2 separate regions of the Homo sapiens genome follow, and region 2 is linked to region 1. A link is a contact called in ENCODE Hi-C or POLR2A ChIA-PET data. All regions are on one chromosome and are shown on one strand. Each heading gives the region's core, a stretch centred on a gene start or an enhancer-like site at or near the end of the contact. The rest is flanking DNA. Distances are from core to core; before and after follow the strand shown. Region 1 holds the start of GP6-AS1 (GP6 antisense RNA 1). Region 2 holds the start of DNAAF3 (dynein axonemal assembly factor 3).

Region 1 (6,541 bases), core at 497-2,996:
GGCCATGTTTGCACCCAGGAACCACGAGGGCTGGGTTAGCCCAGATGGTGGGCTTGGGAAATGTTCCTGGAGCAAAAAAAAGAGCCAGAAGTCATGAGAGCCTGACCCCCTCCCCCAACGCGCACACACACACACCACTCTCTACCTCCAAGCCTCATTTTCAGGCTTCTCAAAGCTAAGGTCACTCCCATGAGCTAAGCCGCGCTTTTCTCAATCCTCAGCTCTTCCACAAGAATAGGAAGAACTCTCTCCTGTTCAAGATCCTGTGGCTCAGCTGCAGCTCTGGAAGAAAGACCCCGGTGAGGGTCTTGCTTTTCACAATCCCCAATCCCAGACCACATCCTGTGCCCCAAAACAACTTCCATGGTAACCACATCCTTCAGGAAGTGAAGTCAGGCAGGAAGTCAAGTCAGAAGACGGAATGGGCTGGGCATGGTGGATCGCACCTGTAATCCCAGCACTTTGGGAGGCAGAGGCAGGTGGATCACATGAGGTCAGGAGTTTGAGACCAGCCTGGCCAACATGGTGAAACCCTGTCTCTACTAAAAATACCAAAAGTAGCCAGGCTTGGTGGTGCATGCCTGTAATCCCAGCTACTCTGGAGGCTGAGGCAGGAGAATCGCTTAAACCCGGAAGGCGGAGGTTGCAATGAGCCGAGATCGCACCATTGCACTCCAGCCCGGGGGACAGAAAAAAAAATGTAGCTGAGCATGGTAGTGCACGTCTGTGATCTCAGCTACTTGGGAGTCTGAGGCAGGAGAATCACTTGAACCCAGGCGGTGGAGGTTGCAGTGAGCCAAGATTGTAATAGTCCAATGTGTTCACCTTGCCCACTGCCTAGACAGAGCTGATTCGTCAAGACAGGGAATCGCAATAGAGAATAATTCATGCAGAGCTGGCTCTACGAGAGACCAGAGTTTTATTATTATTCAAATCAGTGTCTCCCAGCATTCAGGAAGCGTTTTTAAGGATAACTTGGTGGGTGGGTGGGAAGCCAGTGAGCCAGGAGTGCTGTTTGGTCAGGGATGAAATCGTGGGAGCCAAAGCTATCTTCTTGCACTCAGTTCCTGAGTGGAGGCCAAAAGATAAGATGGGCCAGTTTATTGATATGGGTGGTGCCAGCTGATCCATCAAGTACAGGGTCTGCAAGTTAAACGCTGATCTTAGAAGCAGTTTAGGGAGGGTCACAATCTTGTAGCCTCCAGCTGCATGACTCCTAAGTCATAATTTCTAATCTCGTGGCTAATGTTCGTCCTACAGGGCCAATCTAGTCCCCAGGCAACAAAGAGGTGTGCTTTGGAAAAGGGCTATCATCTTTGTTTAAACTATAAGTTTCTCCCAAAGTTCAGCCTATGCCCAGGAATGAAAAAGGACAGCTTGGAGGTTAGAAGCAAAATGGAGTCAGTTAAATCTCTTTCACTGTCTCAGTCATAATTTTGGAAAGGTGGTTTCAAGCTGGCACAACTGCACTCCACCCTAGGAGACAGAGCGAGACCCTGTCAAAAAAAAAAAAAAAAAACAAGAAGTGAAGTCAAGATAGGAGGTAAATTCGGAAGACAGGAAGTGGTGGTAGAAGACAAGAAGTGAAGTCATACAGGAAGTAAAGTCAGAAGACAGGAAGTGAAGTAAGAAGACAGGAAGTGGTTGTAGAAGACAGGAAGTGAGGTCATACAGGAAGTAAAATCAGAAGACAGGAAGTGACGTCAAACCAGGATTTGCAGTCGGAGGCAGGCAAGAAGTGAAATCAGAAGACGGGAAGTGGCTGAGGGGAACGTCTTTTCTCTCTCCTGCTCAGCCCGAAGTGAACAGGTAGCATCAGGTGTGCCATTTCAGTGACTGGGCACAGCCCAGGCACCCACATCTCTCTGCAGCGCCTATTCTTGGAACACCAGAGACCTCTACACTATTTTCTGTTGCTTTTTTCCTTCATTTTCAGAGATGAGATCCTGGATTGAATGACTACTATGGAAAGTGATTGACCAAGGTAAGTCACAACTATCTTGTTCTTTAATTTTGGTGTTGTTTGTTATGACTTGTTAGCCGTCTAGCACTCATAGCTTTGCATTTCCACTCTGCATTACTTGTATTTTTATTATTTTGTGATATTCGTAATAATTTATTATAAAACTGTGTTATTTTTGGATATTTTTAAGTTAAAATGCGATTTTTTAACTAAGTGGCAGTATGCAAAGCAAGTGGTTCAGAACTCTCCCCCATTAATAAGTCTTCTCTCCTGAAAGAAACAATTTTGAGACTTCCTGTTCTTAATTCTGTTTAACAGCATACTTCTAAAAGAAAAAGTGTATACTGTTATTATTTATTGTGTTACAAAAATATACACGCACCTTTCATGCACGTCCGTGTGAAGAGACCACCAAACAGGCTTTGTGTGAGCAATAAAGCTTTTAATCACCTGGGTGCAGGTGGGCTGAGTCTGACAAGAGAGTCAGCGAAGGGGGATAGGGGTGGGGCCGTTTTATAGGATGTGGGTAGGTAAAGGAAAATTACAGTCAAAGGGGGGTTGTTCTCTGGCGGGCAGAGTCGGGGTCATAAGGTGCTCAGTAGGGGAGCTTTTGAGCCAGGATGAGCCAGGAGAAGGAATTTCACAAGACAATGTCATCAGTTAAGGCAGGAACAGGCCATTTTCGCTTCTTTTGTGGTGGAATGTCATCAGTTAAGGCACGAACCGGCCATCTGGATGTGTACGTGCAGGTCACAGGGGATATGATGGCTTAGCTTGGGCTCAGAGGCCTGACATTCCTGTCTTCTTATATTAATAAGAAAAATAAAATGAAATAGGGGTAAAGTGTTGGGACAGCAAAAATTTTTGGGGGTGGTATGGAGAGATAATGGGTGATGTTTCTCAAGGCTGCTTTGAGCAGGATTAGGGGCGGCGTGGGAACCTAAAGTGGGAGCGATTAAGCTGAAGGAAGATTTTGTGGTAAGGGGTGACATTGTGGGATTGTTAAAAGAAACATTTGTCATTTAGAATTATTGGTGATGGCCTGGATACAGTTTTGTATGAATTGAAAAACTAAAGGGAATAAGGAAAGGAGAAAAACAGGTATTAAAGGTCTAAGAATTGGGACGACTCAGGACATCTAATTAGAAAGTGCCTAAGGAGGTTCAGCATAGCCTTGCCAGCAAAGATTATTTATTTATTTTAAGAGTTAACAGTGGCGGTATGGGGATAGTACCAGGAGATACCAGCTGTGCTGGCTTGGAGAAACAGTGTAAACTGGCAGTGTAAACAAGAGCAGGGCATGTGTGAGTAGTTGAGAACGGTGAATAGGAGTATGACTAGACAGAAGATAGTAGGGATGACAAGTTTTTTGGGGCACAATCTAAGTTGGTCTGGTGTCTGGAATGAGACTGGGGCCTAATAAAAAGGAGTGTCTACACAGGAGCTTAAATGGGCTGTATCTTGTAGCATTCCAAGGACAGGCCTGAATTCTGGAAGCGAAAATGGTAAAAGTATTGTCCAGTCCTTTTTAAGTTGGTGGCTGAGCTTGGTGAGGTGTGTTTTTAATAGACCATTAGTCTGTCACTGAATACTAAGAGCCTGAAAAAATGCTTGGCTGATTTGACTAATAAAGGCTGGTCTGTTAGCAGACTGTATAGAGGTGGGAAGGCTGAACTGAGGAATTTTGTCTGACAGAAGGGAATGACAAGGCTAAACTGAAGAATTATGTCTGACAGAAGGGAAGAAATGACTGCGGTGGCCTTCTCAGACCCTGTAGGAAAGGACTGTACTTACCCAGTGAAAGTGTCTACCTAGACTAAGAGGTATTTTAGTTATCTTACTCGGGGCATGTTGAGTAAAGCTAATTTGCCAGTCCTGGGCGGGGGCAAATCCTTGAGCTTGATGTGTAGGGAAGGGAGGGGGCCTGAATAATCCATGAGGAGTAGTAGAATAGCTGATGCAACACTGAGAAGTGATTTCTTTGAGGATAGATTTCCACAATGGAAAGGAAATGAGAGGTTCTAAGAGGCTGGCTAGTGGCTTGTACCATAGCATAGCCTGCCTTTGCTGGTGTGTGGCGATTAGGCCTGGTGGAACCGCCATCAATAAACTAAGTGTGATCAGGGTGAGAAACAGGGAAGAAGGAAATGTGGGGAAATGGGGTGAACGTCAGGTGGATCAGAGAGATGCAGTCATGGGGGTCAGGTGTGGTATCTGGAATAATGTGGGAGGCCAGATTGAAGTCCGGGCCAGGAACAATGGTAATTGTGGGACTTAACAAAGAGTGAGTACAGCTGAAGGAGCCAGGGAGCAGAAAGTATATGCATCAGGTGTGAGTAAGAAAATAGATTTTGGAAATTATGAGAGCTGTAGAGAGTGAGTTGAGCATAGTTTGTGATTTTGAGGGCCTCTAAAAGTATTAAAGCAGCGGCAGCCACAGCACGCAGATATGAGGGCTAGGCTAAAACAGTAAGGTCAAGTTGTTTGGACAGAAAGGCTACAGGGTGTGGTCCTGGCTCTTGTGTAAGAGTTCTGACCGCGCTAACCATGCCTAGGAAGGAAAGGAGTTGTTGTTTTGTAGAAGGTGCTGGGGCTTGAGAGATCAGTCAGACACGATCAGCAGGGAGAGCACGTGTGTTTTTATGAGAATTATGCCGAGATAGGTAACAGATGAGGATGAACTTTGGGCTTGACTGAAGTAATGGGGGCTGTCTGTGAAACCTTGCAGCAGTACAGCCCAGGTAATTTGCTGAGCCTAATGGGTGTCAGGGTCAGTCCAAGTGAAAGCGAAGAGAGGCTGGGACGAGGGGTGCAGGGGAATAGTGAAAAAAGCATCTTTAAGATCAAGCATGGAATAGTGAGTTGTGGAGGAAGGTATTGAGGACAAAAGAGTGTAGGGGTTGGGCACCACAGGGTGCATAGGCAAAACAATTTGATAAGGCGCAGATCCTGAACTAATCTGTAAGACTTTTCCGGTTTTTGGACAGGTAAAATGGGGGAATTGTAAGGAGAGTTTATAGGTTTTAGAAGCCCATGCTATAGCAGGCGAGTGATAACAGGCTTTAATCCTTTTAAAGTGTGCTGTGGGATGGGATATTGGCATTGAGCAGGGTAAGGGTGATTAGGTTTTAATGGGATGGTAACGGGTATGTGATCAGTTGCCAGGGAAGGAGTAGAGATGTCCCATACTTGTGGGTTAAGGTGGGGGAATAGGAGAGGAAGACGCGAAGGAGGCTTTGGGTTGAGGAGAAGGGTGGCAATGAGATGCGGCTGTAGTCCAGGAATAGTCAGGGAAGCAGATAATTTGGTTAAAATATCTCGGCCTAATAAGGGAACTGGGCAGGTGGGGATAACTAAAAAAGAGTGCATAAAAGAGTGTTGTCCAAGTTGGCACCAGAGTGGGGGAGTTTTCAGGGGTTTAGAAGCCTGGCCGTCAATACCCACAACAGTTATGGAGGCAAGAGAAACAGGCCCTTGAAAAGAAGGTAATGTGGAGTGGGTAGCCTCCGTATTGACTAAGGCGACGGACTTACCTTCCACCGTGAGTGTTACCCGAAGCTCGGCATCCGTGATGGTCTACAGAGCTTCCGAGGCGATTGGGCAGCATCAGTCTTCAGCCGCTAAGCCGAGAAGGAGTCAGAGAGCCTTGGGCCAGAGTTCCAGGGGCTCTGGGAGTGGCTGCCAGGTGAGTTGAACAGTCCGATTTCCAGTGGGGTCCCGCACAGATGGGACACGGCTTAGGAGGAATCCTGGGCTGCAGGCATTCCTTGGCCTGGTGGTCAGATTTCTGGCACTTGTAGCAAGCTCCTGGGGGAGGAGGTTCTGGAGGAACGCCTGGCCGCTGCGGTTCAGTTCCCTTCTTGTGTGCTGGAGATGTGGCTGGGGTTTGTCTCACAGTGGAGGCAAGGAATTGCAACTTTTTTCTATTATTGTACACCTTGAAGGCGAGGTTAATTAAATCCTGTTGTGGGGTTTGAGGGCCGGAATTTAATTTTTGGAGTTTTATTTAATGTCGGGAGCAGATTGGGTAATAAAATGTGTATTAAGAATAAGACGGCCTTTTGACTTTTAAGGGTCTAGGGCTGTAAAGCTTCTCAGGGTTGCTGGCGAACGAGCCATGAATTGGGCTGGATTTTTATATTTGATGAAAAAGAGCCTAAACACTATCTGATTTGGGATAAAGAAAAAGGAGCATTAACCTTGACTATGCCTTTAGCTCCAGCCACCTTTCTAAGAGTAAATTGCTGGGCAGGTGGAAGAGGGCTAGTCACTGAACGAAACTGTAAGCTGGACCAGGTGTGGGGAGGGGAGGTGATAAAAAGATAATACGGTGGAGGAGCGGAGGCTGAGGAAGAATTGGGACCTAGCTCAGCCTGGGGAGGAGGGAGAGGTCAGACGGGTCTGTAGAAAAGGAAGATTAGAAAGACTCAGCGACGCTTGGGGTTGAGACTGAGGGGACAGGCAGGAGGGAAAGAAGGAAGATTTGGGACGAGTTGCACTGGGCACAGAGACTAGGAAGGGACTGATGTGTAAAAGAATGCCTGGACGTCAGGCACCTCAGACCGTTTGCCCATTTTA
Region 2 (6,541 bases), core at 1,833-4,332, 160 kb after region 1:
GTCCTCCCACCTCAGGCTCCCAAAGTGTTAGGATTACAGGCGTGAGCCACCGCCCCTGGCAATACTATACAATTTTATAAGGGACTTGAGCATCCTTGGATCTTGGTATCTGCAGGGGTCCTGGAACCAGTCCCCAGTGTTACTGAGGGATGACTGTATATACCTTTGCATATAATATATATACACATAGACATACAAATAGTTTCATGTTAGTTGTTTAAGAACTTAATAGAAGAGAACTATGTGCCTTTAGTAAAATAGATCAGTTTAGTTCTAACTGTTTAAGAACTTTGAACAATCTGTACTGTGCAATGTACTCTGAATTCCCTGGGTCATTAATGACTGATATGGTTTGGATCTGTGTCCCTGCTTAAATCTCATGTTGAATTGTAATCCCCAATATTGGAGGCGGGGCCTGGTGGGAGGTGATTGGGTCACAGGGGCAGATTTCTCCCTTGCTGTTCTCGTGATAGTGAGTTCCCACAAAATCTGGTTATTTGCAAGTGTGCGCCTCTTCCCCACTGCCTCTCTTGCCCCTTTTCCTGCCGTGGAACAGATGCCTGCATCCCCTTCGCCTCCTGTCATGATTGTAAGTTTCCTGAGGCCTTCCCAGCCATACTCCCTGTACAGCCTGTGGAACTGTGAGTCAATTAAACCTCTTTTCTTGGGGCCGGGTGTGATCGCACCCGCCTGTAAACCTAGCACTTTGGCAGGCCAAGGCGGGCGGATCACCTGAGGTCAGCATCTCGAGACCATCCTGGCCAACATGGTGAAACCCCGGCTCTACTAAAAATACAAAACCTTAGCCGGGCATGGTGGTGCATGCCTGTAATCCCAGCTACTTGGGAGACTGAGGCAGGAGAATTGCTTGAATCCAGGAGGCAGAGGTTATGGAGAGCCAAGATCGTGCCATTGCACTCCAATCTGGGCAACGGGACAAGACTCTGCCTCAAATAAATAAATAAATAAACAAACAAACCTGTTTTCTTTTTCTTTCTTTCTTTTTTTTTTAGATGGAGGTTTTGCTTTTGTCGCCCAGGCTGGAGTGCAGTGGTGTGATCTCGGCTCACTGCAACCTCTGCCTCCCGGGTTCAAGTGATTCTCCTGCTTCAGCCTCCCGAGTAGCTGGGACTACAGGCGCCTGCCACCACACCCGGCTAATTGTTGTATGTTTAGTAGAGACGGGGTTTCACCATGTTGAGCAGGATGGTCTCGATCTCCTGACCTCGTGATCTGCCCACCTCAGCCTCCCAAAGTGCTGGGATTACAGGTGTGAACCACTGCACCCAGCCTCTCCTGGAATTTTCTAAGTGGCTCTAAGATGTATTATATTTAGCCCCATTTTACAGGTAGGAGGAGCTGAGGCTCTAAGATGGCAAATTACATCAGAGGGGACCATCATCAATAAATATATTGGATTTTTTTTTTCATCAGAGGTACCACACTGGAAAATACCAAACATTTTTGGTTTTTAGATGGAGTTTCGCTCTCTTTTTTTTTTTTTTTTTTTTTTTTTTGAGACGGAGTCTCGCTCTGTCACCCTGGCTGGAGTGCAGTGGCGCGATCTCAGCTCACTGCAAGCTCCGCCTGCCGGGTTCACGCCATTCTCCTGCCTCGGCCTCCCAAAGTGCTGGGATTAACAGGCGTGAGCCACCGCGCCCGGCCGGAGTTTCGCTCTTGTTGCCTAGGCTGGAGTGCAATGGCGCGATCTCGGCTCACTGTAACCTCCGCCTCCCAGGAAAATAACCAAACTTTTTAATTGTACCATTGAAATGCCAGAATCCCTCTAGGGAGGGGGAGGAGACCAGCGGTCAGAATGCCTGGGTCCTAGCAACAGACCTTGCAGCCCCATCTTCTCCGGTTCCTCCAGGGCTAGGCTGAAGATCAGCATGTGTCGGGCCACAGCTTCCAGATTATTCTCCAGCACAAAGAACTAGAAGGATGGACAGGGCAGAATAATTCTGAGACCTGTTTGCCTGGGTCCTAGGAGACCCAGGAGAGCAGGCCCTCAGCTCTCTCCTTCCACACACCCGAGTTCTGTACACCAGCCTCTTCCTTCAAACACAGAAGTCTGTGTCCCCAGAGCTCTCTTCCCTTCCATTACTCAGAAGACCTCATCCTCGAGCTCTTCCCCACTATAGAACCCAGGAGTTCCAAACCCCAGCCCCTTCCTTCCCCCAAGACGCATCGGTTCGCTCCCAGCTTCTGCCTCCCTCAGATCTAGGAGTCTCCAGCCCCTTCATTCCTGGACCTGAGGTTTTAGAATTTCAATCCCTTCCTCCCTCAAGGACTCGGGAATCTGGGCTCTCATCTTCATCCCAGCTCACGTTGAACCTCCTGCGAGGCCAGAACTTCGCTCGGGACAGGGTCCGCAGCAGGTGCCGTCCATCCACAGAGCCCAGAAGCAGCACATCTAGCTCGGGGTTGCTGTGCACTGTATCGGCCTGGGAGTCTGGGTCCACAGGAGGACCTGGCAAGATGACAGCTGGCTGGGGCACCATGGTGGTTGGCAGAGCGTCCACCGTAGCATCCCCTATAAAAAATGGACTACAAATCCCAGTAGGCGTTCCGCCCGTGGCCTAGGTTCTAAGGGGAGGTGTTTCCTCTGAGTATTCTGGGATTCGCAGTCCGCAGACAGGACCTCGGGGCTGCCCCTGGGAGCGCGCCCTCTGCCGCTGGAGCGTTGGAGAACGTTAGCGCCCCCCTTGCCACCGACGCTGGGACTACGAGCTCTAAAAGGCCGTCTGCTCAGGCTGGGAAGGCAGACGGTGTATCAGACCTTGCGTGCTGGGACTCACTTTCAGCCTGCAGGTCCAGCGCCGGGGACAGGCCCCACCAGGACACGGAGCCGAAGCCGCTGCCGGAGCCGGCAGGTGTGGTCATCACCCTGCGGAAAAGACATTCTGGGAATCGCACACATTGCCCGCCCCGCTCCCCTCTCACCGCCCCTCACTTCTCGCCCCTTTGCCTCCACATGATACCTTGCCCACACCTTTATCCTCCAAATATCCCGGGACGCCCCTTCCTCTCTGCTCAGTGCAGCACTGTGGACCCGCGGCACTCCACAACCGCTGCCCAGAGTCCCCGCCCTTTTCGAGGAATCAAGCAATGGAAGCATGTGGGATGGGACCACAGCGAGCAACTGACCAATGAGAGTGAGCGAGGCCCGCCCTCTACAAACTTTTGGCCAATGGGAGCACTGAGGGCCAGCCTTCCCCCACACCTAGGAGAAGAGGGCGTGTGGACGCGGTTGTCATGACGACGGCGCCGGCGGGGGAAGGGGCGGTGCTAGAACAGGTTGGGGCGGAGTCAGGGTCGGTCCAAATTTCTGGAATGGGGGAGGCCTGGGCTGATTAAAATTGAGAGTGAAGGGAGCTTAATCTTATTTCTTGTTTTTTGTTTTTTTGTTTTCTTCATATGCCTTTGCTCATACGTAACGGAATTTTCATCAATTCAAATAAAGTGAAGTGTCTAGACTTTAGATGGCAGGCTTCTGAGCCCGCTCCCCGCCCCAGCACAACGTGGGCTCTACCACACAGAACAGCCCACAGGTGGGACACTGATGTGCAGGTCATTAAAAATTCAGGGATTTGTGAGCTGGTTATTGTTACACGAAGCCATAATTTAAACTTACAGCTAGATCCTTTTGTAGTTTCTAAGCGGGATGATTGGGTGTTCACGCGCATGCGTGAGATGTGCCTCCCTCAAACCTTGTTACGACATCGGCACATTACTCTTCTGACATGAACAAAAAAATTACAGGTAAATTCTGTAATCGTACAGTTAAATCAACTGCATTAAAATAAGGGTAAGTCGGCCGGGCGCTGTGGCCACGCCTGTGATCCCAACACTTTGGGAGGTCAAGGTGGGCAGATAACTTGAGGTCAGAAGTTGGAGACCAGTCTGGCCAACATGGTGAAACCGCGCCTCGACCTTAAAAAATACAAAAATTAACCGGGCGTGGTGGCACGCACCTGTAATCCCAGCTACTCCGGAGGCTGAGGCAGGAGAGTCTGTTGAACCTGGGAGGCAGAGGTTGCAGTGAACTGAGATCGCGCCTCTGAACTCCAGCCTGGGCGACAGAGCAAGACTCTGTCTCAAAAAAAAAAAAAAGAAAAACCAAAGTCTGAATGAGGCACATCTCTAGATCACCCCAGCACCCAGCACTGGGCTCAGCGCCCAAGGGGACTTGGCTCTCTGCCTCCTCTCCTTGCCCAGACACATGAGCTTAGACCAGTCACCCTTTCTGAGCCTCAGTCTGCTGCTCTGTGAAATGGGAATGTAGCGTGCAGCGGGCAGAGGTGCAGCGGATCTGCCTCCTGAGGGCAGATCTGGGCACTGGGAAGACAATACCTACTGGGGAAACGAAGGTTGAGACCTCAGACATTCCTGCAGAATCAGGCTGGCTAACCAGCCCCTTCCAGGCCAGCTCTAAGCCTGCAAGAGCCCCAGATCCTGGGTTTCTCTCTGGAGAATTAATGCCTTTCCTCCCTATTTCTCCCACTCTCCCAACAAATTCTCAGCAAAGGAACCAGAGTGACATTTTTTTTTTTTGAGATGGAGTCTTGCTGTGACACCCAGGCTGGAGTGCAGTGGCGCGATCTCGGCTCACTGAAACCTCCGCCTCCCGGGTTCAAGCGATTCTCCTGTCCCAGCCTCCCAGGTAGCTGGGACTACAGGCATTTGCCACCACACCAGCTAATTTTTGTATTTGTATTTTATTTTGTGTATATATATATATATACACACACAAAATAAAATACAAATATATGTATATATATTTATATATACACAAAATAAAATACAAATATTTTGTATATATATACAAAATAAAATACAAATATACATATATATACATATATATATATATATATATAGAGAGAGAGAGAGAGAGAGAGAGAGAGAGAGAGTTTCACTCTTGTTGCCCAGGCTGGAGTGCAATGGCGCGATCTCGGCTCACCGCAACCTCCGCCTCCCGGGTTCAAGCCATTCTTCTGCCTCAGCCTCCCGAGTAGCTGGGATTACAGGCAGGCGCCAGGACGCCCGGCTAATTTTGTATTTTTTGTAGAGACAGGGTTTCTCCGTGTTGGTCAGGCTGGTCTCCAACTCACGACCTCAGGTGATCTGCCCGCCTTGGTCTCTCAAAGTGTTGGGATTACAGGTGTGAACCACCGAGCCAGGCGATTTATTTATTTATTATTTTTTTTTTAGAGACGGAGTCTTGCTCTGTCGCCCAGGCTGGAGTGCAGTGGCACGATCTTGGCTCACTGCAACCTCCGCTTCCCGGGTTCTAGCAATTCTCCTGCCTCAGCCTCCCAAGTAGCTGGGATTACAGGCGCACGCTGCCACGCCCAGCTAATTTTTTGTATTTTAGTAGAGACGAGGTTTCACCGTGTTGCCCAGGCTGGTCTCGAATTCCTGAGCTCAGGCAATCCACCTGCCTTGGCCTCCCAAAGCGCTAGGATTACAGGCGTGAGCCACCGTGCCCAGCTCCAGCGATTCTTTTTTATTTTTAGTAGAGACGGGGTTTCACCATGTTAGCCAGGCTGGTCTCGAACTCCTGACTTCAAGAGTTCCGCCGGCCTCAGCCTCCCAAAGTGCTGGAATTACCGGTGTGAGCCACTGCACCTGGCCCAGAGTGATCTTAAACATAAATCAAATAATGTCTCCCACCTCTTCAAATCCTCCAAAGTCTTCCCGCTGCACCTGGACACATTCCCCGCTCCTTAGCTTGGCTCCCTATGCCCTATGCAATCTGCAGTCATCCACCCCTGAAGCCACATCAGCCTCCTGGCTCCTTGGAGAACACACCAAGCCGTTTGAACCCCAGGGCCTTTGCAACTTGGGATTCTTTTGCCTTAAATTATCTTCCCCCTCATCTTTGTTTTCTATATATTTATTTTTGAGACAAAGTCTTGCTCTGTTATCCAGACTTGAGTTCAGTGGTGTGATCATAGCTCACTGCAGCCTCAACCTCTCAGGCTCAAGCAGTCCTCCCACCTCAGTCCCCTGAGTAGCTGGGACCACAGGCAAGTGCCGCCATGCCCGGATATTTATTTATTTATTTATGTAGAGAAAGGGTCTCACTAGTTGCCCAGGCTGTTATTTATTTACTTATTTGAGATGGAGTTTCACTCTTGTTGCCCAGGTTGGAGTGCAATGGCGCTATCTCGGCTCACTGCAACGTCCACCTGCCGGGTTCAAGCCATTCTCCTGCCTCAGCCTCCTGAGTAGCTGGGACTACAGGCATGTGCCATCACGCCCAGCTAATTTTGTATTTTTAGTAGAGACAGGGTTTCTCCGTGTTGGTCAGGCTGGTCTCAAACTCCCGACCTCAAGTGATCCGCCGGCCTTGGCCTCCCAAAATTCTGAGATTACAGGCGTGAGCCACTGCGCCCGGCTGTATTTATTTATTTATTTATTTAAGGCAGGGACTTGCTCTGTTGCCTAGGCTGGAGTACTCCAGCCTGAAACTCCTGGGCTCAATCGATCCTCCCACCTCTGCTCCCCAAGTAGCTAGAACTATAGCCACGTGCCAGCA

Evidence for each region. A loop is a pair of places that touch in the nucleus more often than their neighbours do. ChIA-PET counts read pairs that join two places held with the same protein, here RNA polymerase II (POLR2A). Pooled maps may share reads with other maps.
Region 2: a loop to region 1 is called in a pooled map, with 5 times the contacts of the local background. The contact joins the promoter of DNAAF3 here to the promoter of GP6-AS1 in region 1. A Hi-C loop is called at or near these places in 1 of 168 maps with a recorded cell type or tissue (CD8-positive, alpha-beta T cell) and 6 of 50 pooled maps. POLR2A ChIA-PET finds 5 or more read pairs at or near these places in 3 of 52 experiments (WTC11 and activated naive CD4-positive, alpha-beta T cell).

Annotation. Positions count from the first base shown.
Region 1 is chr19:55,004,481-55,011,021 of GRCh38, forward strand. It overlaps GP6-AS1 (GP6 antisense RNA 1), which reads left to right and starts at 1,747. Exons shown (of 3, transcript XR_001754013.3): 1 at 1,747-1,809; 2 at 1,937-1,984.
Region 2 is chr19:55,163,531-55,170,071 of GRCh38, forward strand. DNAAF3 (dynein axonemal assembly factor 3) reads right to left here and starts at 3,083. Exons shown (of 12, transcript NM_001256715.2): 1 at 2,993-3,083; 2 at 2,799-2,887; 3 at 2,328-2,470; 4 at 1,840-1,933. The coding sequence starts at 2,883. It overlaps DNAAF3-AS1 (DNAAF3 antisense RNA 1), which reads left to right. Exons shown (of 4, transcript XR_007067345.1): 3 at 1,014-1,270; 4 at 2,289-3,374. LOC124904795 (small nucleolar RNA U13) reads left to right here and starts at 3,641; the gene lies at 3,641-3,744. RefSeq lists a silencer at 2,463-2,694.